Linked DNA regions of Mus musculus: regions 1, 2, 3, 5, 6 and 7 are each linked to region 4. Evidence: chromatin loops called from intact Hi-C (ENCODE). Cell type or tissue: heart. All regions are shown on one strand. Region 1 overlaps Mthfd1l (methylenetetrahydrofolate dehydrogenase (NADP+ dependent) 1-like). Region 2 has its middle 5.5 kb from the start of Gm25369. Region 3 overlaps Gm30033 (a long non-coding RNA gene). Region 4 overlaps Akap12 (A kinase (PRKA) anchor protein (gravin) 12). Region 5 overlaps Mthfd1l (methylenetetrahydrofolate dehydrogenase (NADP+ dependent) 1-like). Region 6 overlaps Mthfd1l (methylenetetrahydrofolate dehydrogenase (NADP+ dependent) 1-like). Region 7 overlaps Mthfd1l (methylenetetrahydrofolate dehydrogenase (NADP+ dependent) 1-like).

Region 1 (4,000 bases), 340 kb before region 4:
AACACCCACTTAAAAATGTGTTTTCTCCTCAAGGACGGTTTATGAAGTTGATCATAAAAGTTCTATTACTTCATCCTAAATTAAACTGAGAACAAGATGTGTTCTTCTAATCAGAAACTGCATTAATAAGGAAAGAGTGGTATAGAAAAGATTTTCTTTCCTTTTTTCTTAATGTATATAGTTTAACTCTTTTCTTTGTTCCGTTTAAGCTATGCTCATAGGTATCAGTCTGTTTTGGACTAGTATTAAAGATGGAAATAAAACAATTCGAACTAAAAAAAAAAAAAGATCACTAAGAGAAACTTCCCAACTGCTATTCTTGATACTCATGAGTAACCGTTTTAGAGTATAAAACTGGAGCAAAAAGGTTGCCAACCATCAACCCTTAACCTGATGGTGATTGTCATCTTAGCCAAGCTCTTTACCAGGCTGAGTCCCACATCTAAACCTTTGGGGTAGCAGTTGACTGCCTTCAATGAGAAAGGGATGAAGAAGGAACTTGGCCAGGCACTGTGACCATGACTGTAACTCCAGTACTCAGGAGGCTGAGTCAGGGAGACTGGTTCAAAGTTAGCTTTGGCTGCATATATAAGCTTGGAGGTATTGTTTATTTATACATTTTAATTGAGACTTTAACATTACTAGAACATATATATTCAGAAAGGAAACGTGGCTTGTTTTTTTTGTTTGTTTGTTTTTGCTTGAGTGTATGTCTGTGCACTCCATGCACATGGTGCCTTCAGAGGCCAGAAGAGGGCGCTGTGTCCTATTGGACTGGAGTTACCGAGGGTTGTGAATCTCCATGTGGGTCCTGGGACTCTTGAACCCAGGACCTTTAGAAAAGCAGCCAGCAATCCTAATTACTGAACCATCCTTCCAACGCCAAGCATTTGGGTTCTGTTCTGTTTTGTTTTGTTTAAGAAGTATTTATGTATTTTATGTATATGAGTGTACTGTAGCATCTTCAAACACACCAGAAGAGGGCATAGGATCCCACTACAGATGGTTGTGAGCCACCATGTGGTTGCTGGGAATTGAATTCAGGACCTCTGGAAGTACAGTCAGTGTGTTTAACCACTGAGCCATCTCTCCAGCCCTGCATTTGTTTCTTTATCTTAAGAAATTGCTTTAAAATCAGGTATGGCCCCCTTGGCCTGTTTTCTTAATCTGGACATTCGATTTGTGTTATCCTCATGTAGTGAGTGACTCCATCAAATACAGTAGGGACAGCAGAGTCTTGATTGGAAGTTCTAGCTCTCTGTCAGTTACCGGGATCAGTGGCGCCTGCCGGTATTCAGTGGGAAATGCCACAGCAAGCTCTTGGAGTTATAGACGGCACCATCCTGAGTGGTACAGTGAACCCCTGAACCTCCCGTGCTTTCACTCTTGCATCCCACCCGAGGTGAATTATCTCTGTCTGGCATAGCTTCACACTGTGAGCCTACCCACCTGTTTGTCACTCAGAGGCTCTGTTGGGTCCGATCTAGTGTGGCAATGTGATAGCTAACCATTGCTTTAATTGATAAGAACCCCAAGACATGAGAGTGGTCAAGCTGGTAATTTGGATCTAGCAGAGAAGCCCAAAGAGAAACTCTAAATGGCTTCCTTTGTGTGAAAAAGTGCAGTTATACGTGTGCCTGTATACCGCGGTCTACATACCATGGTCTGATACCCATGGTCTAGATGTAATTAGTATAATCTGGCTTCCAGAACCGGTCAGGGGTCTTGGAATATACTCTTGTCCCAGAATAATGAGTGCTGCTACATGCAGAATGATAACTAAAAATACATATTACTTGTTCTAAGGGATAGGGAGTAAGGGGCAGGTTAGAGAGCCCTACACGGAGGGCAGGGGTCTTGCTGCTTTTAAGAATGCGCTCTTTGACACACGTGGAAGAAACCTGTGTATGTTTTCAGTAGTCGCCACACGGGGGCAGCCTACTCAAGCAAATTCAAGAACAACTGACTTGCCTCGCCCTGCCTCTCCCTCTCTCATAGACTCAAACCTTGTGCTTGCTTAGCTTGGCTATGACTGAGTTACAGCCCCTATTTTGCACGCTAAGACCTAGAGTTTCTGGTTTGGAAGCAGTCGTGGAAGAGGAAAATAAGCCTTGCCCAGTGTTGGACAGCTGCGGCAGGCAGAGAAGATGCCTTCGATGTTTTCACAGCTGGCCGGAGACTTTGGCTGGTTGTATCCGTATTTTTTGAAAAACAAAGACATTTTTTAAAAGTCCTTTTTTATTATGAAAGTAAATCACCTAGAGGCTTCTGTGGAGTGAAGCTCAACCCGACTCTGAGAGGATTCCAAAGCAGTGGTTTTTCTGGAGAATATGGAGACGGTGAACGTTCCGTTTTCTGCATATCTCAGAAGCTTCTGTTCAGTAATTGCTATGCATTTTCCTCCTTATTCCTTCACGTGACGGCAGAATCGTGGAGAATCAGAAACACTTGATTTTAGCCCAGAGGCCGCATGTGTGTTGATGTGTATGAGTGCGTGTGTGTGCGCGCGCGCGCGTGTGTACGCATGCGTGTGTGTGTGTGTGTGTGTGTGTGTGTGTGTGCCTGTGTGTGCGTGCGTGTGTGTGTGTGTGTGTGTGTGTGTGTGTGTGTGTGTGTGTATGGGTGGGTGTGTGTACAGACAAGAGTACAACCTTAGGTGTTATCCTCACAAGCCATCTGCCCTATGAGACAGTGTCCATCACTGACCTGGAATTCACCAGATAATCTGTTCTGGCTGATCATTGAGCTCCTGGGGAGTCTGTCCGTCTCCACCTCCTCCATGTGGGATACAAGCACGCATGCACCACCTTACCAGGCTCAAGTACTCAAACTTATGAGCCTATGGGAGCCCTTCTCATTCACATCACCACAGAGGCCTTCAATAGAGCTAAGCAGAAGCCAGCACCAAGCTCTTGAACCTGAAAAACTAGAAACCAACTCAACCAATCTCCAGTCTCGGGTGTTTCGTTACAGTAACAGTAAATGAACTGGAGAATGAAACTGAAAGGTAATGCCCTGCATCCGCTCCACGCTTTCAGGTGCATTGAGCATTGCACAGATATCAGAGCAAGGGGGGGGGGGTCAGCTGAAGGCTGTCCACGCTGCTTGTGTGCTAATGAGTGTAGACCCAGGTCTTGGCCATATGCATTTTAGTCAGGCCAAGGGGCTCCCTTCACCCCAGCCCCGCCTTTTCTCACTTTTCTCCACACAAGTGTATCTTCCCAGGTCCCTTGGCAGCAGAGGGACAGATCAGACAGACAAGGCATGTGTGTTTACATGTGTGTTGCATGTGTGTAATCCTATTGTTGGGAATTTGACTGGTCCCCTCTTCCCCACTGAGGGTCTCACCTTGGTCCCCAACGCCATCCAGAGCAAGAGATGCTTCTGCCTGGGTGCTTATGTGCAAGCGGACCCCGGTGCTTGGAAGAGAGAAATTGTTGGGCACTGCAGACTCTGCTCCCTTGAGAGTCACACTGAAGTCGGGGACAGAGAACAGCTGGAAGTTGCAATTGGAGTCACCTCCAGCTGGGTTGAGTCCACTGGATCCCAGCTGCATACGGAAGAAATGGTGTAGACGTCAGAGATGGGTTTGAATTTCATTTTTCTCTGGGAGTCTCATTTCTCTTCATTTCACAGAGACACTTAAAAACAACAACAGTATTTATAGAAAAAAGAAAACATGAGTCTTTCACATTTGAAGACTCAAACTCTTATGTCTGAGATTTTGAACCCAAACTACATTATTACATAGCTTAAATTTAGCGCACAGTATGCCTAATAAAGGGGCTTTAAAGTGAGCAGAAATTTCTAAATGTATTGTGGAGTGGGTGGATGTGTGTGTGTGTGTGTGTGTGTGTGTGTGTGTGTGTAAGGATAGGGATAGATAGAGCTGGGAACTCCCAGCCTCAAGTGGACTGGGTCACTGAATTTTACTAACTGATCTTTTCACATGTAGGGCAACACTGTAAACAAATATAATCAGTATGCTGCTTGCTTTTAG
Region 2 (4,000 bases), 170 kb before region 4:
GCACAGGTATCTGATTCCACAGATACCCAGAGACTGCATACCAGGAGCAGTCTGCACAGAGAGCTCAGGGCCTACAAACACTAACAGGAAGCAGGAAGCAAGCGATGTCCATGGACAGCTATTTCCTTAGTGCCTCCTAATAACATTACTGATAAATAACATTACTGAACGATAACCTGCCAACCATTCAGACATTTTACACATACTATTTACAGAAGTAAATACAAGGTTCATATTTTTTCCCATTTTATAGTTCAGGAAATTGAGTCTTGCACAATAAGGGGACCTTACCTCACAAGGGGCCCAAGACCTTACAAGTGACACTTCTGGGTCTCAGCATGGTCTCTCTGACCCTAGAGCCATGCTCAACCCCACTGAGCACTTACTGCAGCCTGGATCCAGGTTGGGATAAACGTGTTCAGAGAGATGAAATTTCGTTAAGGTGCTTGGACCAAGACCCACCCAGCAGCTTCCAGGAGGAGTTGGAAACTGAGAGGGAAAAGCCACCTCTCCACAGATGATTTGAAGTTGGCCTTAACTACAGAAGCCAGGTATGCTGACATAGACATGTAATCCCAGCACTGAGGCAGGAGAATTGCTGTGTATTCGAAACCTGGGTGCTGCCAGGGTTACATAATAAACAAAGGAGTGGGGGGAAATTTAAAAATCACCATAGCGTGAACAGCAGTACAACCCCTTACAAGGCCTCCGGTCAGTGCATGCCCAAGGAACCAAGCTACAACTGCCAGATTGTCTCTGCCATGCCCAGGCTCCATGCCAGGCACTAAAACAGAAAAACTTTTAAGGACTAATCACTCTTGCTCTCTTCTCTTCTCCTCTTTCCTGCTCTTGCTGCTTACCCTCTTCAATCTCTCTCCCCATTCCCCTCCCCCTTCTCTCTCCATGTGCTCATGACTGGCCTCTCCTCCCCCCCCCCTCTCTCTCTGCCTTTCTCTGTCTCTACTCCTTCAATCCCCACCCCCATGCCCATGCCTTAAATAAACTCTATTCTATACTGAAAAATAACAAACTTTTAAGGTTAATAATCACTGGTTATAATCAATTTGATTCAGCCTAATTAAACTGAAATTTTAATAGGGTTTCACAGTCAATTAGTGTGTGTGTGTGTGTGTGTGTGTGTGTGTGTGTGTGTGTTTGTGTGTGTTATTGTGTTATAAAACTAAAAATACAGGGTCAGTGACCTGGCTCATCAAGGTACTTGGGAAGGTTTTAATATCAACTTGCTGCAAGTTAGAAACTCTTGAGTAGGAAACCTCACCCGAAAAATTGTCCCAATTGCCTTGATTGACCCACCCCAGTTCTGTGCAGCACCTTCTGGCAGCATCTGTGATAAACTCCCTTTTAATCTCTCCAGTTGCCTGCTTGGCCCTGCCTCCTACCGCCATGTTTGATTTGCCCCGTGGCAGCTGCTGCCGCTTTCCCAGGTAACAGAATCAGAATTCCCAAGCTTTCCTTGTGGGAATAGGGACCACCGGCTCTCCAGGAACTTTCTGGGGTTTCCCATGACAGCCTGGGACACCTGTCTTGTGAACTGCATAACTGTGGGTTCTATTTCTGCAGAGAACCTGCCCAAACACTGACGACCCGAGTTCATTCATAGTCAGAGAAAACAATCAGGTTTTGCAAGCTGCCCTTTGACCTTACTTCTGCGCTGTGCCATAAACATGCCCCCCCCCACCATAAGTTCATTAATTTTTCAATATTAAAGAAATAGTAAAGGACAGTGACTGCAAGCATCTTATCTCAGCATTTAAGAAGTAGAAGCAGGAAGATCAGGAGTTCAAGGCAGCCTCAGCTACCTATGGAAACCATGCCTCAAAATAACAGGGGAAGAAAAGATTGAAAATACATGGCCAAGAATATAATTGACAGCCGAGTTGATGGTACAAGTATGTAATCCCACCATTCAAGAGGAAGATGTGGGAAGATTTGAGATCAGTCTAAGCAAACAAAACCAAAAATCTAACCAAATAGCAGGGTGGTGCACACCTGTAACTGCAACACTTCTGAAGTTAAAGGCAAGATGGTCAGAACCTTATAGAGATCTCTGACGACATAGTGAGTTTAAGGCTAAACTCAAAACACCAGAATAAGCCAGGTGCTGGGCACGCACCTTTAATCCCAGAACTCAGGAAGCAGAGAAGCGGGTGGATCTCTTTCAATTTAAAGCTCCAGCCTGGTCTACAGAGCAAGTTTCAGGACAGCCAAGGCTACACAGGAAAACCCTGTTTAGAAAAAAAACAAAAATAACAAACAAACCAACAACAACAAGGGAAAAATACAAACATCAAAATAAAAAGAAACAAACCAGGGGCTTTGTGTACCCACTGAGCTCCGTCCCCAAGTCCTGTTCCAATGTTAAATTCCTTTCTCACTTAGCAGACGTGACCAAGCTAGCGGTAGTTCGGCTAGGAATGATCTCCTTGGGGAGAACAGTGCCAGATCAACTGGCAAGGCTAGACTTGGACTCAAACCCAGTTCCTTGCTTCCTGTCTTTACACTCGAGCAGATGTTTATCCTGAGAAGGACGTGGCTTCCACACCGCCCAGTGATATGAATGCTTTGTAGGATTGGCAGGGACTACAGAGATAAGTGTCCATAGGAAGCTATTGCTTATTTTCTAATTAGGGACGGGTGGGGTTGGGTATGTGCACTGGAGTTACAGATGGTTGAGCCTCCTAACGTGGGTGCTGGGAACCAGACTAAGGTCCTCTGCAAGAGTAGTACATCCGCTTAACCAGTGAGCCATCTCTCCAGCCTCAAACTATTATTGCAATCAGAACAAAATTGCATTATTTCAAATGAGAGACTGGGTTTTAGAAATCACTTTTAAAAGAGAGAGAGAGGGCGAGCCAGGCAGTGTGATGCGCATATGCCTTTAATTCCAGCACTTTGGAAGCAGAGGCAAGTAGATCTCTCTGAGTTTGAGGCCAACCAGGTCTACACAGTGAGTTCCAGGATAGCCAGAGCTACACAGAGAAACCCTGTGTCTAAAAGGAAAAAAAATCTCTATAAAAATAAAAAATGACTAAGAACAGCTAACAGTTCCAATGACAGATGGGAGGAAGAAGGCCTCCATAAGAAGAACACCGCACTAGATCTCACTCCGTAGCCCTGGCTAGCCCAGAACTCATTATGTAGACCAGGCTGACCTTGCAATCCCAGACAACCACTTGCCTCTGCTTCCAAAGTACAGACTTGGGAGTTTGTAACTTCCTCTTCCAGCATCAAAAACTTTAGAATTTTAATTATCCAAGCTTTTTGCTTTTTGATTCTTCAGAGACAAATTTGTCTCTCTGTGCTTAGCAGCATTATTGCCAGGGTTTGATTAACCATGTTTCTGGTGTGTGTGTGTGTGTGTGTGTGTGTGTGTGTGTGTGTGTGTTTGTTGAGACAGGGTTTCTCTGTGTAGCTCTGGCTGTCCTGGAACTCACTCTGTAGACCAGGCTGGCCTCGAACTCAGAAATCCGCCTGCCTCTGCCTCCCAAATGCTGAGATTAAAGGCGTGCGCCACCACCGCCCGGGATAGCTATGGTTCTATTTATGGGGTTCTAACTCAAGCTAATGAAGCCGCCTTGAGTAAGTCACCTTTGTGAGTAAGCCTCCTTTATAAAACGAGGAATGCCTGCCATGCTGCCAGTAGCAGTGAGATTCTTGATTCAACTGCAACTGCCATTTACTGGGTGTCTGCCTCATGCCAGGGTTTCTCTTACATGTAGTATCAGCAGGCTGTCCCTCACAAAGGGCCTATGACTGGGATATAGACAGCCTCCTCTGAGATACAGGGAGCCAGACCCAGAGAACTTTGTCGACTTTCCCATGAGCAGCTATCAGGTGGATGAGGCGGGCTCCGGGCTGGGGGACTCCAACCCATAATCTTAGCTGTTCCTTGGTTGGTCAATAGGAAGAATACCAGAATCAAACTAGCCTACAGCTTTTTCTGAGCCAGATCTGCAGCATAGACTTCCTTATTTTGCTC
Region 3 (4,000 bases), 800 kb before region 4:
ATGAGAGTGTGTGTATATAGATACATATATACACATAAATCTGTGTCTGTGTGTGCATATGTATATGGAAGAGTGTGTATGTGTCTGTTTGTGTGAGTGTATGAGAGTGTGTGTGCATATACACAAACCTGTGTGTATGTATATGAAAGAGTGTGTTATGTGTATATAATATAAATCTTTTTTTGTGTGTGTGTGTATGCAAATCTGTGTGTCTGGGTTGTGAGTATATGTGTATGAAAGAGTGTGTGTGCACGTAACTGTGAATGTGTGTGTGTGAGAAAACCTGAGATTGGCATCTGGTTCCTTACTCAGCCTCTTGCCACCAGGTATTAGTAATCTCTTGATGGTTCTAGCGTTACAGATCAGTGCTATTGTCCCAAGCTTTGTTGTATGGGTCCTGGGAATCCATGCTTCCGCAGCGGACACTTTACTGAGCCACTGCCCCAGCCCTGAGTTGAACTTTTACTTCCCTCTTAATTCCCAATAGCAAGAAGAGTAATGCTCTGCCCTCTCCCTTGTGTATGTGTGTGTGTGTGTCTGTGTGTGTGTGTTTGTGTGTGTCCTATTCCTCTCCCCTGTCCTTCTTCTACCTCTGCCCCCCCCCCAAAAAAAAAAACAGTGTCTCACTGTGTAGACAAGGCTGGACTGGAACTCTCAGAGATCCACCTGTCTCAGCCTCCCAAGTACCAGTACTAAAGTCTTACACCACCATGCCTGATCATGAGCAATTTCTTTAAAAGCTAAATTAGACTAAGTGTCGTAGGATTTAAAGTCCTCCAGCCCAGTTAGAATAAAATCCATCTCCTTTACAGGGCTTGCAAGCTTCTTTAGGGAAGGCCCCAGCTCCAATAGGGCTTGCACTTAGACTCACTCTGGCTGCTTTGCAAAGGCCACTAGTGTGGGTTGTAGCTTTCTTTGATACTCCTCTCATTTAGTTCTCGGTCTCACCATCTTGTCCTTAGAGTGGTGTTCCCGAGCACCCTAGCCAAGTCCCACCAATGCTTCTTGGTCTCCCCTAAGCTGCACCTAGAACAATTGTCCTTCAGGGTCCTGGGGGTGAGGGACGTTCCAGGAAATTCCCTCTTGGCTACTAAGAGTTAAGATTGCTCAAGCCCCTTATGCAAGTGGTACACTCTTTTTACACACAGCCCACACACCTCTGTGTATGCTTTAAAACCTCTAGATTGCTTAGAATCCCCAATTCAATGCAAATCCTATATAAACAATTACCCTGATAATTGTGTTATACAAGGGAAAGCCTGTACAAATTCACAATGGGTGATATTTTCCCCAGATATCTTAGATCTGGTTGGTTGAAGGTGGAGATGCAGAAGGCTTGGCAGGGGAGGGTCGACTGCACTTGCAGACCCTGAAAAGCATGCATTGCTTTGCTCCCCTTTTTGTGGTTACCCTGTGGGTGTTAGCTCCACAGGAAGAGGGCTGTTCTAGCCCCTGAGGTAAGGGTTAGAACACAGGTCTTGGTCAGGGCCAGCTGTTGGTGTCAGGAGAGACAGAAGCAAGACTGGGCAGGGGAATGCCGTTCCAACAGTTCATTCAGCCCACCCTTAAGGGATGGCTGAGGATTGGATGCCCCTCAAGACTGTCTAGATCTGAGCCTAAGGTTGTTTGGTAATTCAGTGGGCTGCCTCAGGAGAGTTGAGTAGTATGGTCCCACCATGTCACCCCTTCCCCATTTGGCCTTCTACTAAAACCCAGCAGGCTGAGTTGTGGTAGTACTGCCCTTGTTACTACCCGACCCCGTAAGATTTGCCACATCCTCTTTCTAAATTTAAGGTCTTCATTAAATCCCCATATTCAATATCACCTTGTTCTAATCCTATGCCACCTCCTTGACAGATTTTAGCCAGGTAAAAGCCATTCTAACAACGCGAACTGGCACCCAAGAACTCAAGTAGTTCCACATGTGGCCAGTAGATGGCAGTATTTCTCCAGTAAAAAGCTGAGGTTTATGTGGAGTTCTTTATTTAATATTAAATAGTGATTGTTTTGAATGAAACCGTGATTATGTCAATGCTTCCGATGCATTTATTTTCACAGGCGGCCTGCGCTGGGCAGTCAGGCCATCTCTGACTATGATTGCTCCAGTAGGAACGACAGGACATGCTCAGCCTCTTGCTTTATAGGCAGACAGTATCAGTCCTGGCTCACCACTAATGTGGACCTGGGTTGTTTCAAGAGGTGCAGTGGGGAAAGGGTATTAAAAATGAGCCTCGCTTGGGAGAAGTGTGCCTTGCAATTGGGACAAACTTTTGTTATTGTTGTTGTTCTACACAATGAGAACTGACACAGGGGTGGGAAGGGTTTCTTTTATTTTTTTATGTTTTTATACTATAATTATATAATATAAATGGTATATTTGAATGATATGTTTTAGTTTTTTGAATTTCTAGAACAGCACCATTTTTATGAAATATTCCTCTTCTGACTTATTCTGCTACTTTGATATTTTTTTAAGAGTGTCTTTTCCAGGTGTTCTGACCCCACTTCTCCCTGCTCCTTCAGGACCCGTTTGCATGGATGACATCATTGTCTGTTACTTCTGGGGTTCACAATGCAGCCTGCTGGTCAGGGTGTTAACAAGAGCGTTCCAGCCCAACTACCACTCAAGGGTTCCCCTTGACCCAAGGGAACTCACTTATGCAGGCAAGCATGGGCTGCTCAGTAACTGTCTCCATGGCAATAAAGTCACTTGTTGACGGACATATCCACTAGCAGAAACTAGATGGAACTCTCCTTGGAAAAACTTGATACAGGCTTCTTGGCCAAGCTCTGTCATCAGCTGGTTTAGCCCAGTTTGGACAAGAATACTGTTGAGTCAGTTTTGATAAAAAAAAATTCTCCAGTCTCAATACCTAATCAGATTGCTCATACCCTGTTCTTAATGCCTTATCACCCTGGCCCATTTTCTACTGACAGCCTGTTATGCAGGACAAAGGAGAACCACCCCCCTTGCCGTTTCCATAGTTACCTTCCATCCACTGACCCCCAGCATCCCCCCCTTGGTATCTAATCCCTACCTGTCTTTGCTCTATTTGATGCTGAAGCCAATCTTTTTTATCTACATTGCTTGGAGCTGTGTTTTGAATGAAGTTTTCTTTGTCCTCTTTAATAAACGTGAAAATGAGTTCTTCCTTGAGATTATACAATACTAATAGGATTGAAGAGCAATCAACATTTGGGAACCCTGTTTGATTATTTTGTAAAGCTGAGCATTTTGTCCAAAATACAGAAAGTCCTTCCCTAAGACATCCCTCCAAGAGACACTGGAGTATGAGGTCTGGAGTTTCTACTCTGGGAACTTCAGGATGATGCTATCTGAACCATCCTGTCCAGTGTAAGCATGCTGTTCTGTGATGAAGGCACTCAAGGATGCTGCTCATCTCTCAAGGTTTGATTTCTTCTCCACCATGAGGACAGTAAGTGTGTCTACCTCAGGGCACTCCATGTCCCTTTCTCTTGGAACTCAGACCCAACTCAGAAGTTACAGAGTTGAAACCAAAACATTGGTTTTATTATTGATGAAAGTCAATTCTAGAAAGCACTTAGACATGTGGCTCCTCTGTTTTTGTTACATCAAGGTCTCCTCCTGCTCCTGTCACCACTGCTCCAGGCACTCCCCACCCCCTTCTGCTCTGATGGGCTTCCTTACCACTTGAGCAAACAAACAGCACATGGATGCTGCCAAGCCTGGAGACCATACAGGAACCCTCCTTTGCTATGCTGTGATATGCTGTGAGCATGCATGGGTGGGAGATGAGGCTCAGAAGCCAGTGGTAGGGGTGGAAGAAAGATAGGCATGTTATGTAATTTTCCACCATGAAGCCAGGCTCACCAGGGAAAATGCACAGGACAAGCATCTGCCACCTGGTAGTATCAGTAACTGTTGCTACAACTCAGCAAGCACAGCTGTTGTCTCCTTTGCCATCTTGCCTGAGGCTAAGCTCTTTCATAGAAAAGCATCTGTTTCAAAAGGAGAATT
Region 4 (4,000 bases):
AAGTACAGAAGAGGATATCAGATCCCCTGGAACTGGAGTTACGGTTGTTATAGTTATGGTTGTAAGCCACCTAAGATAGGTGCTGGAAGGCAGATCTCTCAGTTCGAGGCCAGCCTGGTCTACATAGTGAGTTCCAGGACAACCAGGGCTACACAGCCCTGTCTCAAAAAAACAAAATAAAAATGAAAATAAAATAAAATAAAATAAAATAAAAAAGACAGAGTTATTTTTTGACGGGCAGTGGTGGCACTTGAGAGGCAGAGGCAGGTGGATCTCTGAGTTCGAGGCCAGCCTGGTCTACAAAGTGAGTTCCAGGACAGCCAGGGCTAGACAGAGAAACCCTGTGTGTGTGGGGGGGGGGGAGCAGAGAAAAAAGATGGGTGCTGGATGCAAGAACAACATCCTCTTTTAATGACTCAGCTACCATCCCGCTAGCCCCACATTTGCATCTCTTGTCTGTTTCTTTCTTTCTTTGCTTATTTGAAATGTGGTCCAATAGTTTAGCTGGCCTGAGGGTAGCCTTGAACTCCTGATCTTCCTCTATTACCTAAGTGCTGCTATTACAGGTGTGTGCTGTTATGTGCATCTCTGTATATCTTAAAGAAGTTATATGCTGTACTCAGATTGTTTGTCCTGTTACTGTAATTTTTATTTTTTGGGAGAGACTCATGTAGCCCAGGCTGGCCTCAAAGTCATTATGTAGCTGAGGCTAGCCTTCTGTCCACAGTGATGGAATTACACAAGTACACCATTCCTGGCTGTCTGCTTTCCTTGCTGAGACTGTGTTATTACAAAGTTCTTAAGATGTCCGTAGAAATCTTTCCTTGTTAACTAGCATTTCTGGTTAGCATCTCTAGCTCTCCTTTGCTGTCTTGGGCCTCTGAACATGAACATGAACTGTAAGTAACAGTAGCTATGAGGAGCCCACCCCTGAGTTCCCAAATCACTCTTTCCAGACATTGCCCCAGGATGCTGCTTCTTTGTATTCAACATTAGGGAGTCCCTATTCTTCTCTTAGGCTAGCTCTATCCTTGTATCCCCAGGGGTTGCCACTCTCAACTAAGTATCCTAAGGCCATAATATCTGATTAGCGCCCAGTGGATTTCAGCACAACAAAAGTGGAGCATGACCTTGGCAAATATTTATTGACTAGATCATGCAGATTTAAGAAAACACCCCCTAGCAATCTTCCGCCAAGTGATGGGCATATATTCTGTCATCTTTGTTTTAGGTGGTGATGCCTGGCTCTAAAACGTCTCCTTTCACGCGAGTGGAAAGGAGTAATGTCAAGGGAACGGTGCCTGCCCTTGCAGTGACCCCTCTGTCTGACCTTTCCTTCTGCCTCTGTCCTGATTGATGGTTTTCCATTTTAAGGCCAGCCCCAGAGGAACTTGCTGATGGTCACGGCTATATATACTCCCTGTTCTTCATTACACAGGGAGGTAGTGATTCCAGATAACTGTGTGCTGGGAGGGTCAGCCTCTAGCACAGCATCCATTGTGCTGTCTTTGAGCCTTAGCTGCCTCACTTTGAACCTCATTTGAGGAGTGTATTGTCACCTGTGTTATGAAAGCAAAGATCTTGCCTTACTTAGCCTTTTCTTAAAAGAGTGTTTTGTCTGCTTTGTATCTGGTGAATTTTCCCCTTAGCTATCAAAGTGGCGTCGCTGTTGTTAGAATTTGGGGTCAGAAGGGAAGGTGTTGGTGATGCAGTTATGTAAACCCGAATCCACAGAGGAGTGGGGTGACTGCCATGTGCTGTCTACAACTGAATACTGGGAAGTGGTTCTGTATTCTTAGTTCCCTGGGCCTTCAGGGATCCTGGGACACTGTGGGGGAAGTGTCTAGTTTAATGTGGACCACTGACCCTGCATATAGGGCTTCTTATCCATGATCTACACACAGGGAATAGATGGTGGGAAGAGAGATGTCTGGGTTGTCTGAAACCCCACCTATTGGGAATGCAGAGGGCAAATGTCTGCTCCCAGATCTTAACCAACCAGGATAAGACCCATTGCCTGGCTTGCCGAGACTCAAAGCCAGGTTGGGCGTTGGCTGGGAAGCCTTTCTGGATCTTTGTAATGCTGATATGTGTAACCATTGTCTGATTGCCCAGGAGTTGTCCCTTTTTCGCTCTTTCTGGGCTGGAATGTGGTGCATTGTGCCTCCTGGTGGCAAGAAGCAGCAACCATCGTGGATGTCTGAAATCTTTCTTTCAAAAAAAATTTTTTTAATCCCCTTTTTATGTCGCTTGTCTCTGTCTACTCTTTTTCCCGCACCGATCTCCCCGCTCCAGTTCCCTAAGTAGTCATGAACAAGGCCTTCAAGTCTGACGAGAAGAGCAATAATATAACCTTTTATTTTGGGGTGGGGAGAGGTGGTTCGCTCCAACAGGCCAGTTGGACCTATCCTAACTGAAGATCCAGCTCATTTATTACTTGTGTCTTTGTAGAGAAACAATCTCAAGATTAACAGAAAAGAAATATTGGGCTGCCTGGATTTTTAATGCAGCTGTTTTATTTGCTATACGCTTGTAACAGGAGGAGAGTGTTGGTGAAGTTTCAACCCAATGTTTAGCTCATTTCTACCACGAAAAGTAGAGAGACCCAAAGGTCAGATATTTCTGCTTTTTAGAAAGTTGTCTCGGTTAAATGCTAAAGATAGTTCGCTTTGTGACAACCCTTTGCAAAAGGCCTGGGATCGCAGAGAGTTGTGGGTCTTTACGCTGACCGGAGTGTAGGAAACGGTTGGCAACATACTATGGGCTTTAAAAAGGAAATGCCGCTTTGCACCTCATCCACCTTTAAAAATGGCGTTAAAAATCGGAGAATTTAATATCTGTGCAGTTATTGCCTTTACATAATTTTAAAAGTTTGAGATGCAGGAGTCGGTGCCAGGGATGAAGTCACCGCTTGGATCAAATATTGATGCTCGGGGTCTGGCTCACCCCAGAGACTTAAAACTTTCTCCTGGGTCGCGACAGACCAGGCACAGAGACCAGCCCTGTAAAATGGGGCACGTGACTTCCCCGGGTGGTGCAGCCAAGTCCGGACAGAGGTGTGGGCTGGCTGGCTGTGGGCGGGGCCTACGGCGTGGGCGGGGCCGTCCTATAATTAGCCAGAGAAGCGCTTCTCCAGTGCGCATTGCTGCACCTCCAGGGCTGGAGAGCTTCCTTGATGCTCTGAGGACTGCATTCCTTTTCATCTCACTGGTTAGCCGGGAGTAGACAGAGGAGAAGGAGACTTCCTGCCGTAAGAGGCCGAAAACTGTAACTAAATATGCTGGGGACTATTACCATCACAGGTAAGACTGGTGACTCTTCTTCCTGCTGATGTGACTCTGGAAGAAGAGTCTCAAGAGGTGAGCCGTGTGGCTGGAATTTTATTAGCTTTCAATTATCTCTCCCTACACTTTCACCGGTGTAGGGAGAGATAATTGAATATGGAGAGCATTCCATAGCCCCTCGGAAACCAATGAACCGCACATTTTATTTTTATTTAAACCAAAATCTTCCTGGAAGCGCTCACGGGACAATGCATCTGGTTGGGAGCCTTATCCGGTCCCCTTAGAGAAGTGGGGGCTGTGCTGTTGAGAGAAGCCACAGCAGCTAGCGAGTTGAATCAGCATCAGATTCACTGTGGATAACCTGCCCTAGTCTAATTTTAAAAGTTCCTATGTCTGAGAAATTGTAAGCGTTCAGTGCTTCCTAGAGCTCATTAAATAAGAACGTTGAGTGAAGTCGTGTATCAGGCTAATATTTTAGTTTAGTTCTGTCATACGTGGTTAGTATTAGCCATAATACTAATACATAATACATAGTTACTAAACCTAAGGGAAGAAATGCCATTTAAGTATTAGTAAAAAAAAAAAAAAAAAAAAAAAAAAAGGTAGTGAAAATAATTATTTTTCCCATGCTTGTTTTCTAGGACTCTACTTGTGTGAGTTGTAATGTTATGCCAACTTCTAGAAGTGGGCAGTCTACGCCAGGCGTTCAGAATGCA
Region 5 (4,000 bases), 250 kb before region 4:
ACATAGTATGACCCTGTCTAGGGGGAAGGGGGAGAATTGAAGTATAGAAATCATTTCGAGAAGAAAAGGCCACATCAATATTCCCTCACGGATGGAATAGTGGCTGGTGACAGCCCCACCCAAAAGGACCATAAGCGGTTAATGGTTGCTTCAGAGGAGGTAGTCTTATTCCTAGGTGGTATAGCACTGCTAAGTCACCATTGCTTGTGCAAGCAATCATAATGAAATGAAGTGGGCCCCAAGACAAATAATAAAAATGGTAACAAGACAGGAGGGAGGGAGGCTTGCTGGGAAGGGGTTTGGTGGGAAGGGAAAAGGGGGAGGTAGATAGATAATAGGGAGGAGCAGAATGTGGACTTTGAAAACAGAAGGCAGGCAGAGCCATGCTGCTTGCTCATGGGGCACTTTAGAGCAGATAAGTGCAATTATGGGCTTGCTTTCATCACTAAATGAGGACGTCTCCTACAGGCGATTGCACAGGCACGCCACAGAGGTGTAGAGGCTCAGGACTTGTCAAGTGAGGAAAAAAAGTGAAAGTTTTTCCAAAATTCCGAGACGTACACAATTATTGAGAAGCGTTGTGTCATGGGTCACAAAACATGCAGGAAAGTCAGAGCCACTCCTGTCCAGGCAACAGAGGAGCCCGGATCTACAACTGGGTTCCTCGTCCGATCTCCAGAAGGTGCCTGAGGCTTAGGAGCCAGAAAAAGACTAAGAATGTCATCCTAAAATTCCTCACAGTTCCAGGCTTTTTATGAACCTGTATCTGACAGGACTTCTCTAGAAAAAGGTAATATTAATAAAGATGGTGTGTACTTTGAAATCTGAGAGTTGTCACCCTGTTTCTTCATTGTATATAATGAGCCAGAGATAACATAGGGAAACTTGGCAAATACAAACTCCCTCCTTCAGGGGTGGTGTAGAGAGCACATGGCATGCCTCTGTCGCATTTTTGTGGCCGTCCTGGTCATTCCTTCTCTATGATCTTTACACCAGGACTCTTAAGTGCTCTTGGGGATTGTCATGGCCAAGACAGCTGCCTGCACTTCAACCTCCTTCTGCACCCAGAGTTCCAAGTCCCTCCTAGCCGGGACCCAATGCCCCCGGCCCCTTTTCTGAGCTGCTTGTAGGTTTCTGACATTTGAATCAAGCCATCCTGCAGGATCATGCCTGTGCTTACTCAGTGAGCCCATCCGTCAGCATTTCCTGTTTCCATTCATGCTGTAAGTGAAAGAGCTGTAACAAAGAGATTGCCAAGACAAATCATGGCTGAGGCTTACACAAATAATTTTTATCACAAGCCTCTTTTAAATAGGCAGCCTTCCGAAACCTGCATTCCACGCTTTTCAGGAAAGCCAAGTCATGCTAAGCAAACTCGATTCATGATTTAAGGCTATGTCTATTAAATTCAATATGAGATTGATCTTTGGCTTGGCTCTTGAACCTTCTACTAGGGATAGCAAGTAAGATAAGGGAATAAATTGCTTCTTTTAGGTCACCGTGGAGGTTTTAACTTGTTGGTCATTCTCAGGAAGTCGTGAGGAAGTGAAACCTACAGGAAGAGCAACTTGTCCTTTCTCACAAGGGTGGGCTTCTTATCAAGGCCCATGGGGTGGGGCTAACCCTGCAGTCGTCAATCTCCAAGTTAGTCACTGTTGGTGCCTTAGCAAAGCGCTTCTTGCTTTACTTTAGTAAAGGCTGATCACCCATCAGCTCACCTTCTCCCTTGGCAGCCTGCAGCCTGGAGACAAATGACCTTAGAATGGTCACGTGCTCAGAAAACAGAGCGGCTTTCAAAGCCTGGGAATCTGGCTCTTCCGTTTCCTGCACAGCGTTTTGGCAGCTAGCCTTCCCAGCCGCCGCCCACTTCCTTCCCCTAGCTGAAGCTCTCTTTTCTCCACTCTTGTTTATTTCCAGTTTGTGTCTTAAAGAACGGAATTGATCTTAATTTCTCTATTTAGACACTCGAGGCGATGATCTCATTCATTGTCAGATGCGAGTGGCGTTTACACCATTGCATCTAGGATTAAAATTGTCAAAACAGTTTTGTAAGGAAGAAAGAGGGTAGGTAAGACAGACATGGTTTTCTTCCTATTTTTAATGTCTGTCCTGTTGAGTTGTGACCTTTGCATCGGCTGTTGAATCGCACGCTATTCGTTTATGCACTTTTATGTCAGGGACTGTGTTAGGTGTTAGAGACAGACAAGTAAGGCTGTCCTCTCCTCTAAGGAAGAGCTAGCAGACTGGGCTCATGTGGATGCAAAACTTGGGAATGGGGGCGGGGAAAAACAACAGCAGAGGTGGAAGATGCCCACGAGGACAAGAAGGGAAATTCCCCTGCCTGAGATTCAGGCAACCTCCTAGGATGTAAGCCCTTGGACTGGGGTTTAGATGCTGTGTCTAAGAAGCAGGGAAGGAAAGAAAGGAATTTTCTGGGTGGGAAAGAACAGCAGAGATGATAGTAATATAGTAGGGTTGTTTTAGGAAACTTGGTAGCTAGATGCTACTACAGAATGAGGGGTGTGTGTGTGTGTGTGTGTGTGTGTGTGTGTGTGTGTGTTCCTGCATATGTGCATCTTTGTATACATTTGGGATGTGAATGTGTGCAGAGGTCAGAGGACAACCACAGGTGTCAGTCCTCAAAGTGTCACCCACCTCACCCTTCCCCTTTTTGAAGACACTGTCATATAGGTCTGAAACTGAACAATGAAGGCTACACTGGCTGCCTATCCAGCCCCAGAGATCGACCTGCCTCTGCCTTCCCAGTCTGGGATTATAAACATAAGCTACCATGCCTGGCTTTTTAGAACATGGGCTCTGGGAATCGAACTCACATTCCTATGTTTATGCAAACATTGTACCAAACTGAGTACCTTCCCTGCCCCTGAAGTGTGGGGGGAGACAGAGCAGGGATGGTTTACATGAGCAAAGCTTTAAGGCTTCATGGTAAAGATGATCAGAACTTTTTCTCCTTAAGATGACAGCAAACTTATGAATGGAGGAGAGTGAGGGGACCATGCTGAGAGTTAAGACAGCAGCTGATACTAAGCAGAGGAGTGGTTATAAAAGAAATCCTGTTTCTCTGAGTAGGTATCTGAGGACTTGGTATTTGTGTTACTTACTTTTCCTGCTGCTGTGATAAACTACTGAGAAAAGCAACATCAAAACAAATAGTTCTTCTGGCTCCCAGTTTGAGGCTGTAGTCCACACGGTATGGTGGGCAAGGCTGGTAGCAGGAGTGGGTGGCATTGCATCCACAGTCAAGAAGCGGGGAAAGAGAAATCTTCTTCTTAGCCCAATCTCTCTTTCTCTCTGTAGTCCTCACATCTGCAGCATCCTAGAATCGCCTTTGCATCTTAAGCTTTATCTTCACAGCCTCCTCACAGTAGCCTCTCAGGACCTCCTTGCAGGGGAGTAGAAATCACTTCTAACTTTGCCCACAATAGATGGAGTCATGAGAATGGTCCCATCTGCCGTGAAAAGGAGGGGTATTCTTCCAATTGTTCTGCTATAAATCTTTGCAAAGAAAAATTCGTTAAAAAAAAAAAATTCAGGGAGAGCGAAGCTATGAAACCTATCCTTTTCTATAGTAAGTTAAAACATTAATTTCAAACCATAAAATTGACTTGTCAAATGCGTATCAGTGGTCATAAAAGATGTTTTATGTCTATTGCCCGTATCCTTACCCCTGGAAATTTATTCTGAGAATATACTTTGAAAGAGATTAAAGCTCATATGTAGCACAAATTCAGTGTGTCTTTCTACATGCTGGTGACGGCCCAATTGTTCAGTAACAGGGGGACTGTTTTACAGATTTTGTCACCCTAATTAAATTATATACTCTGTTTTTGTAATCACAAATTCTAAAAGGTTGTAGTACAGAAATAAAATTATACTTTTAAGATAAAGGAGACTATAGAATTATGTGTATTCTATAAAAATAGGTGTATGGAATGCTAAAAGAAAAAGCAAGAATTAAGTGTATATATAGTTTAAAATA
Region 6 (4,000 bases), 230 kb before region 4:
CCCACAACTGATATGGCTCTAAAATGTTCTAAATAGTTGTATGTTGAATCATAAGCAATTACATTCTGTCATCTGTCTGTCTACCACGGGAATATTCCTTAAGCATTAGTGTCAAGTATGTGGTTGCAATTAATTAGTAAGGTCTCTGAAGGAACACTATGTGCTGTGTAATTACAGCATCCTTCCCAGACACTGTTCTTTTTGTAAGTTGCTGCACGTGACTTCCTCCCCTTTCACCTTTGGAATTCTGGGTCAGGCACAGACTTTGGTCCTTAAAAATAAAAGAAGCTGAAAAAGTGACCTCATCTTAGTTCCTAGAATGTAATCGCAGATCAAATAGCCATGATTCATGAGCCAGCACAAAGGGCCCTTTGCTTCCCAGCAGACCCCAAGAAGGGCAGAACAATGGCCCTAAGAGCCTCATCAGGAGCCTTGTTCTGGTTACCTTTCTCCTTCCTGGATATCAATAGCCTTGGAAAGTGCTTTCTACAGCATGTCCAGTGCTGTGTCTAAAAATAGCCTTGCTTATACACACACACACACACACACACACACACACAATGCAAGTGCCTCCTCTCTAGGAGAACCTTCAGAGTAAACAAAAAAAACCTCACAACCGCTAAATAATGGCCTTAAGAGCAGAGGTCTTGTCCTCCCTCAGCTTCTAGCTGAACAAACAGCCACGCCCACTAGCCTCACCTGCTGGAGTCTGTGCCCAGACACAATTGCTGCAGAGCTCGTGTAAACAAAGATCCAGTGCACGAAGCCAGCACTCATGGCAAAGAAAGTAATTCCTTTTCATTCCTGCAGGGTTTTGGAAATTTGCCCATTTGCATGGCGAAGACCCACCTCTCTCTCTCTCATGAACCTGACAAAAAGGGAGTGCCGAGGGATTTCACTCTGCCCATCAGTGATGTCCGGGCCAGCATCGGGGCTGGGTTCATTTATCCTTTGGTGGGAACGGTGAGTACCAGACCTCAAAGCTATTCCTAGTTTGTGTTGCTGTCACGTCTTAATCATGCTCTGCCAACTCTACGAATCACACAGCAGGATGGAATTGACAATTTTTGCTGGTTTTCTAAGCACTCTTCCACCAATAACAGGGTGAAAATACACCTCTGCCATCTCGGGCCAGGCCCTTCTATTTTCAGATCATGTGTTCAGGAGCCACAGAGGCATAAAGTGAATTTCCTTCTGGGAGAGAGAAGAGAGTGAGTGGTCTCAAGATCTGTCTGCTGACTCAGCAGCAGTGTGGCCCAGTGACCGACTTCTGCTGCAACTCAGAGTTACGATATTGTATTTCTATGGGCAAGTTGGGGCTGGCTGCTCACAGTAGCCAGGACCCTAACAGCTACCCCAGGGGTGAGGGGGAATCAGTGGCCCACCCTCTGTTTCCTTCTTCAACACATCTTGTGTGTCCCTTTGGGATGACATTACACATACATCTTATTCCCAACATGTTATTGAAAAGTATGAAATAATATAAAATTGTCAAGTGGGGACATTTCACATTTAAACATAAAAGGAAACATTTTAGTGTAGTGGCTTTCAGGAGTCACACTATTATTAAGTAAAGTATTAGAAAAAGCCAGTGGTGTATACCTTTAATCACAGTATTGAGGAGACAGAGGCAGACAGACCCCTGTGTGTCCGAGACTAGTCAGTCTAATCTACATACTGAGTCCGTGCTCTATATAGTGAGACCTTGTCTTATGTGTGTGTGTGTGTGTGTGTGTGTGTGTGTGTGTGAGTGAGAGAGAGACAGAGAGAGACAGAGGGGGGGTGAGAGAGAGAGAGAGAGAGAGAGAGAGAGAGAGACCTTGTGACCCTGAACATAGGGAAGAAGCTGATTGGTAGACAGAATTGAGTCTAGTGTTAGCTCATTTGAAAGGTTGTCGGGACATAGGAAATAAGTCTCTTAGAAACATAGATGAAGCCAGGAAGATGGTCCTGTGGTGAATCTCCCACCCCACCCCACCCCCACCTCCATGGCCAGGCTAAGACCAAAGCTGTCCTGTAAAATCAGCGTGGACTCTTTCCCCCAGCCTGTTCCTGGGCCTGGCTCTCTGACTTATGACCTGTAATAAATGAATGCATGGAACAGTCCTGGAGCAGCAGCAGCTACTCACAGGTTTCCTGGAGTGAGCCATCAGTGACGTTATCTCAACGCAGAAGTTCCCCTGGTGGCTGCTCTCAGGGACAGAGGGAGTGTCCCTGCCTGCCCGAAATCAGGCCTGAGGAATCAGGAAGGAAGTGAGGCCTAAGTAAAGGGGGTCCAGGAAGGCAGGACACTGTCACTTGGAGGCACTCTGTGACAGTACAGGAAGCCATATGCAAGCTGGGCAAATTCCCCCAGGAGGCCAGGATCTCCTAATAAGGGTGGAATTTACTTTCTTTGTCCGCACTCTGGGCCCTCCCACAGACTTGCTGGAATGCATCAAGCATTCATCACTCCTCTGAGAGACATTGTGGTAACTTCCTGGTGGGATGACTAAGGAGAAGGAATGGGGGGTGGGGGGCGGGATGACACTCAGGGAACTGACCCCTGCAGGTGGGAAAATTCTAGCTGGATGAAGCAATGTTATGCTTAGTCATTCCACATTCAATTGCTATCAGGCATCGGAGATACTGAGATACAAGGCTAACCTCCAATCCCCACTCCCTGACGTCCACAATCAGAACTGTTCTCCATTCTTCAATAGAATTCATTCATTCATTCATTCATTCTCTTATTCAGCAAGTCATTAATGGTACCTCCAGCATGCATGGGGAAGAACGCGGTCCCTTACCTCCCGTGTGGGTTTCTGGTACAGAGACTCTGGTAAATAAATGTCCAACATGGACAGAACACTGTGAGCTTTAGAACACAGGGGCAGGTCCCCTCTTGGTGTGTCCTGAAGGCAGGCAGATAGCCCTTCTGTACCTCTGCTGCTGCTTAAGTCTTGAAAACAAAGAATTCCAGCATAAGCCAGTCCACCCGCGAGTGGTAACTGGGGTCAGCTTGACTGGTGTTGGGAAATCACATGGGGAATGCTGGAAAGGCGTCACCTCTTTGTCCTTCTGGGTATTAGCGGCTGGACACCTACCTGAACTTCCTTCCTTGCCTAGCTGTCGCCTGTGTTTTTGGGGCTGAGCTGTCACATCGCATTCTGTTTGGTAATTGCTTTAATTGGTGCTGATTAACACTTTCTAATGGCTAGTGTGGAGGCTTCTCTGGCCCATTTCACCTCCCCACGATTGATTTTTTTATAGAAACCCCTCGGCTCACCATCCCGAAGACTTTCTGGATGTGTGAGGGTAGCCAAGTATTTTTTCTACAGTCACTTTCTTTGTCCCTATGTAAAAATGCATTCCTGGGCTGGCAAGATGGCTCAGTGGATAGAGATGCTTGCTACCAAGTCTAACAACATCCCAAGTTTAATCCCAAGGACCCATATGGTAGGAAGAAAGACCCTGCTCCTAAAAATTGTCCACAGAATGCCACACATGCATGCACACACCCATACACAAAATTAATTATTGTAAAAGAATTTAAGGAACGTATTCCTGGGTGCCCCTGCTTCTTTAGGATGACATTACATATACATATTCTCCCCAACATATTATTGAAAATTACGAAATAATAAAAGATTGTCAACTGGTATAGTGCACACCTCAGTGCCTCTTTTCCTAAGAAATCATTTGCCAAATGCATTTTTTTTTTTTTGAGCAGGGGCAGAAGGAGCAAATACTTTCTTATAATTTTCCCAACCTCAAATTTTATAAACTACTCTATTCCTTGGAGCTGGTGATTTATAATAGCCAATAAACCCAAGAGCCTGTGTAACTTTTCAAAAAATAATCTCATGATGAAAGAGATTCGTGATATATATATCAGGTGTTCTCTGTCCTATCACATTGGTTCAGCCTTTAATTATTTACAAAGCCTCTTTAATCACTTGGCATGAAATATTATTTACTCTGTAAGCCATATATGTGAAGTAATGTTGGAACATAAATT
Region 7 (4,000 bases), 300 kb before region 4:
TTTCAAATGGCTGAGGACGGGCTGTGGTGGGAACTCAGTGAGAAGGTTCTTGATGGGCAGATGCAAGGCTAAATACCACAGAGCAACCCAGCCTTCGTGCAACTGTGTAGGGAGAATTCTCTCTCCCCTCCTCTTGCTGTTTTTAAGGCAAGATTACTCCTTGTCTCTGTGAGTTCTCTTCCCCCAAGCTTGGCTTTCTTCCTCTACTTTTTAAAAGAGAATATTTTAAAATAATATTTTATATTATTCCTTATTTACTTGTTACATTCAGGATCTCAATGGGGTTGGGGGTAATGGGGAGGAAAGAATTGGGGATAAAGCATACGTTTTTTCTTTTTTAAGATTTATTTATTTATTATATGTAAGTACACTGTAGCTATCCTCAAATACTCCAGAAGAGGGCATCAGATTTCGTTACGGATGGTTGTGAGCCACCATGTGGTTGCTGGGATTTGAACTCGGGACCTTCGGAAGAGCAGTTGGCGCTCTTAACCACTGAGCCATCTCGCCAGCCCCTTCTTTATTTTTTTAATCGTATGTTTTGCCTGCATGTATGTGTATGCACCATATATGTACAGTGCCCACAAACAGCAGAAGAGGACGTCAGATCTCCCGGGACTGGAGTTAAAGGTGGTTGTGAGCTACCATATGGGTGCTGAGAACTGAGCCTGGGTCCTCTGCAAGAGCAGTAAGTGCTCTTAACTGCTGTGCAACCCCTCAGCCCTCTTCCTAATTTTTGTTTTTTTTGGGTTTGGTTTTCGGTTTTTTGGGAGGGTGGACATGAGTGTGTCTGAGTGTGTGTGTGCACACGGAGGCTAACATCCAGTGTCTTTCTGAACCCACAGTCAGACCGGATGGCCAGAAAGCCCAAAGGTTCCTTCTACTCTTCTTCCCTGGTGCAGGGGCATTGCTGGGTTTGATGGAGCACTAGGGATCAAACCCCGCCTCTCATGGTATGTGGGAAAGTTCATCAACCGAGCCATCTCCCCAGTCTCTCTTGTTTTGAGGCAAACTCTCCAGGTAGAGCTCTGGCTGGTTTGGAGCTTTTTATGTAGTGGAAACCATCCTTGGGTTTGCCTTAATCCTCTAAGATGTCTTGCCACCGTGCCTGGCTGTCTTCTCTACCCGTTCCCCAGTAGCTCTGAGCTCTCTAGGTCGCATTTACAGCATAAGCTTTTTCTCCAGGGCTGGCAAGTGTCTCTAGCGGGGTCCTGGGTGCGGATCACTCTGGCAGTCACACTGCAGGGTGGCTCAGTGCCCTCTCCAGACTTCCCTGCCTCCCTCTCAGCAGGGACATCCCTTCCTTTCCTGCACTCTCATTAGGTCACTTCAATGGAACAGTGGGCAAAGGACTGACCGTGGAATTTGACCTAGAGAATGGCCACCACCCTGCTTAGCTATGTGGCCTCGAACAGGTGTTGGTGCTCCGTGTTCTGGAGTCCGTGGAGTTGATGGTGTCCGTACTTTACAGAGGTGTGACAGTCACACCTATGGGACGCAGAAAGGATGAGATGACATATATTTAGACCTGGCCCCCATTCTCCCATCTTCTTTTAGAATATATTTAACCAAGGCCTGAATCAGCACGTTCTCATGCTTCCGTTTCCATTCCTTAATTTAGTAGGTTCCTAATGCAGAGATAGTGGCTTCCTGCTTCCTCAGTCAGCAGCCTTGGTGCTCCCACCCGGGCAGTAAAATCACCATTAAGCAATTTGTCTTTCAGGACTAGTTTGGTGCCCAGTTTCTGTCTTCTGTCCACCAGAGGGCCTGTTTCATCCTCTCACCAGCCTTTTGGCCAGGCTAGTCTTCCTCCCAGGTTTAGCCACCATCCCTCACTTCCTGAGTTTTTTCCCCAATACCCCATTCAGTCAAGCCAGTAAGAACTGAGTGTCTCCCTGCAGCAGATCTTACAGCCAATAGACAAAGACCAAGCTTCTTTACACAAACCGCTTCCTAGGTTTTCCCAGCATAGCCCGGGTGGCATAGCCCGGGTGGCGTAGCCCTGATCCCGAGCACCCAAGACCAGCAGTGTTTCAAACTCCAGACATTTGGTGGTTTGGGCAGATAGCGCAGTAAGGACAGCCAAGTCTAAACACAAAGTTCATTTATTATATTTACGTCTTCCACACATAGCCTGAAGGATATGCTATAGATTTTAAAAAATAAATAAATAACTTTGTACATGGAGCTGTTTCAGGATATAGGGTTTTTCCACTAGCAGTATTATGTTAACACCCAAAAGGGGTTGGAGTTTGGATGCTGGGCCTGTAGTAATACTAGTCTCCCTCCAGGGAGGCTCCACTGAGAGAAATGTGAACGCAGGCAAACTCAGAAGTGCCTCCCTGTGACTCTTCGAAGGTAGCAGCTGTGTTATGTTGTCTCTCTGTGGTTTTGTCTCCTTCTAAGAGTGAGTTAAAATTCCCTTGAGCACTCTTGCAAGGATCTATTTTATTTTTTTAAAACAAATAATGTAAAGAATTTTGTCAAAGTGAAACATTTCACAACACTAATAACTGCTAATCATAGTTTTTGGTACATCTGATTTTTCTGTTTAGCTCTGTTACCATCTGTGTGTGTGAATTTTATTTCCTGCCCAATTCAATTACATCCTAAGGACATTCTACTTTGTTAGCTCTTTCTTAGGTTGGTTTTTTCTTTTTCATTTATTTTTTATTTCTCGTGGAGCTAAAGATTAAACCACAACCTTTGGCATGCAAAACATGTACCTCACCCTCAAGCTATATCCCCAACATTTACAGTGGTCATTTTAAGTGACTCTAGAATATTCCTTTGCAGGGGAGCCATGATTTGTATATACCACAAGTCTAAAATAGACCAACAAACAGTATTTTAAACAGCTAACATGAGTGTTTTCAGCATTTTGCCAGGCATTATTTTTTTTTTTCTACATTTTTTTTTTCTTTTAACCAGAAAGATCTGTTGTTAAAACACCATTGTTTGCAAAATGTGTAGTCAGCCTTCCCAGGCCTCTCTGAGCTCGTGTTACTCTGTAAATTGGCTTAAGGGGCCTTTTTGGTAAAATGAAAAATTAGGCAATGGAAATTAGTGTAGGTTTAACCATACTGAAAGAGAAACTTTCAGACCAGCTGGCATCCTCGCACCTCGGCCCCGGCCTCAGAAATCACCGCATAGTGCCTCTTCAGGGAGGGCCGGTGTGCGATCGGTTTCTCCATGAGAAGACAGGAAAGGACTGGAATGTTCTGCGGTTACAAATCAATTTTAATGAAAGTGACAGCTTTAAGAGTTATCCCAGAAAAATACAGACTTACATTACTGTTTGCAATGTTAAAGGGAAGCAAACTTTATTGCTTAGGACAAGCCACCTGGGCCAGAGGAATTCGGGCTGAAATTTGATAAGTAGTTTTGTTCCGATTAACGGGTTAGTATAATAATGAAGACTCCTCATGGATGAAGGTACAGGTAGCGTTTTCTGACTTTGAATAAGAACTAGTATAGCCTAGGCAATGATCGTGAAGGTTAAGACACTGGATTATTCCGGAAACATGTCACTGGCCTGGGGCGGGGCGGGGGGGGGGGGGGGAGGGGGTATCTCCAGACATGTATTATCCCCTAAAGGACAAGAAATAGGCTTTAAAATATTGAACACCCCAAAGCTCCAGTCTTTTAGGGAGCCCAACACCCCAGAAACCTCTTCCCCACATGTCCATCTCTCCATCACAGGCCAAGGCCACCAGTCCTGTTCACTGCCAGTCCCTGGTGTCTGCTTCCCACCACGAGCCCAGTGCCACTCTGACATCAGGATGCCGTAGCTTCTGTGGAAGCCAAATACTGGGCCTGCCGTGGTCCTGCACCTGTGCCTGGGCTCTGGCTCCTGGCTGGGATTGGTTAAAGGCTCAGGTGAACTCTGGGTGTTTCTGTGAACCCCACCAACACCATGGGCTAAAGAAACGACTTAGGACAAGTTACAAGTAAAGGAGACCACCCCAAGCCCCACTGCCTGCCTTCCTCCCGTGCAGGC

Evidence for each region. A loop is a pair of places that touch in the nucleus more often than their neighbours do. Peaks named below come from ENCODE experiments on the same cell type or tissue, not always from the same donor. Only the 100,000 strongest peaks of a DNase experiment are listed, where the experiment ranks them.
Region 1: it touches region 4 in a loop (7-fold over the local background); 28 of 42 quality-filtered maps call a loop at or near these places.
Region 2: a loop joins it to region 4, with 2.5 times the contacts of the local background. A loop is called at or near these places in 9 of 42 quality-filtered maps.
Region 3: it touches region 4 in a loop (3-fold over the local background); 16 of 42 quality-filtered maps call a loop at or near these places.
Region 5: a loop joins it to region 4, with 5 times the contacts of the local background. A loop is called at or near these places in 14 of 42 quality-filtered maps.
Region 6: it touches region 4 in a loop (2.7-fold over the local background); 7 of 42 quality-filtered maps call a loop at or near these places.
Region 7: it touches region 4 in a loop (2.7-fold over the local background); 21 of 42 quality-filtered maps call a loop at or near these places.

Annotation. Positions count from the first base shown.
Region 1 is chr10:3,994,709-3,998,708 of GRCm38, forward strand. All of the region lies in intron 7 of Mthfd1l (methylenetetrahydrofolate dehydrogenase (NADP+ dependent) 1-like), which reads left to right. It also overlaps the pseudogene Gm16074. Among named protein-coding and RNA genes, the nearest start is that of Mthfd1l, 24 kb to the left of the region's middle. In heart, CTCF peaks have their summits at 755 (motif pointing right) and 1,930 (motif pointing right); a DNase peak (open chromatin) is centred at 2,023.
Region 2 is chr10:4,162,372-4,166,371 of GRCm38, forward strand. It overlaps a transcript of Mthfd1l not described here. Among named protein-coding and RNA genes, the nearest start is that of Gm25369, 5.5 kb to the right of the region's middle. In heart, no CTCF peak of the experiment used is centred here; a DNase peak (open chromatin) is centred at 2,500; H3K27ac peaks cover 1,080 bases.
Region 3 is chr10:3,532,617-3,536,616 of GRCm38, forward strand. The region is part of intron 2 of Gm30033 (a long non-coding RNA gene); the gene reads left to right. Among named protein-coding and RNA genes, the nearest start is that of Iyd, 5.7 kb to the right of the region's middle. In heart, a CTCF peak has its summit at 1,916 (motif pointing right); no DNase peak of the experiment used is centred here; H3K4me3 peaks cover 219 bases; H3K27me3 peaks cover 1,098 bases.
Region 4 is chr10:4,331,408-4,335,407 of GRCm38, forward strand. The region is part of intron 2 of Akap12 (A kinase (PRKA) anchor protein (gravin) 12); the gene reads left to right. Among named protein-coding and RNA genes, the nearest start is that of Gm40592, 23 kb to the left of the region's middle. In heart, a CTCF peak has its summit at 2,174 (motif pointing left); DNase peaks (open chromatin) are centred at 2,014 and 3,074; H3K4me3 peaks cover 1,782 bases; H3K27ac peaks cover 2,380 bases.
Region 5 is chr10:4,078,240-4,082,239 of GRCm38, forward strand. All of the region lies in intron 20 of Mthfd1l (methylenetetrahydrofolate dehydrogenase (NADP+ dependent) 1-like), which reads left to right. It overlaps Gm40591 (a long non-coding RNA gene), which reads right to left. Exons shown (of 5, transcript XR_003948987.1): 4 at 3,123-3,516. Among named protein-coding and RNA genes, the nearest start is that of Gm40591, 9.1 kb to the right of the region's middle. In heart, no CTCF peak of the experiment used is centred here; DNase peaks (open chromatin) are centred at 1,122 and 1,822; H3K27ac peaks cover 2,958 bases.
Region 6 is chr10:4,105,567-4,109,566 of GRCm38, forward strand. Mthfd1l (methylenetetrahydrofolate dehydrogenase (NADP+ dependent) 1-like) reads left to right here. Exons shown (of 28, transcript NM_172308.4): 26 at 811-963. Among named protein-coding and RNA genes, the nearest start is that of Gm25515, 3.3 kb to the left of the region's middle. In heart, CTCF peaks have their summits at 808 and 2,208; DNase peaks (open chromatin) are centred at 785 and 2,255; H3K4me3 peaks cover 231 bases; H3K27ac peaks cover 3,511 bases.
Region 7 is chr10:4,035,534-4,039,533 of GRCm38, forward strand. All of the region lies in intron 16 of Mthfd1l (methylenetetrahydrofolate dehydrogenase (NADP+ dependent) 1-like), which reads left to right. Among named protein-coding and RNA genes, the nearest start is that of Gm40591, 52 kb to the right of the region's middle. In heart, a CTCF peak has its summit at 1,750; a DNase peak (open chromatin) is centred at 1,748.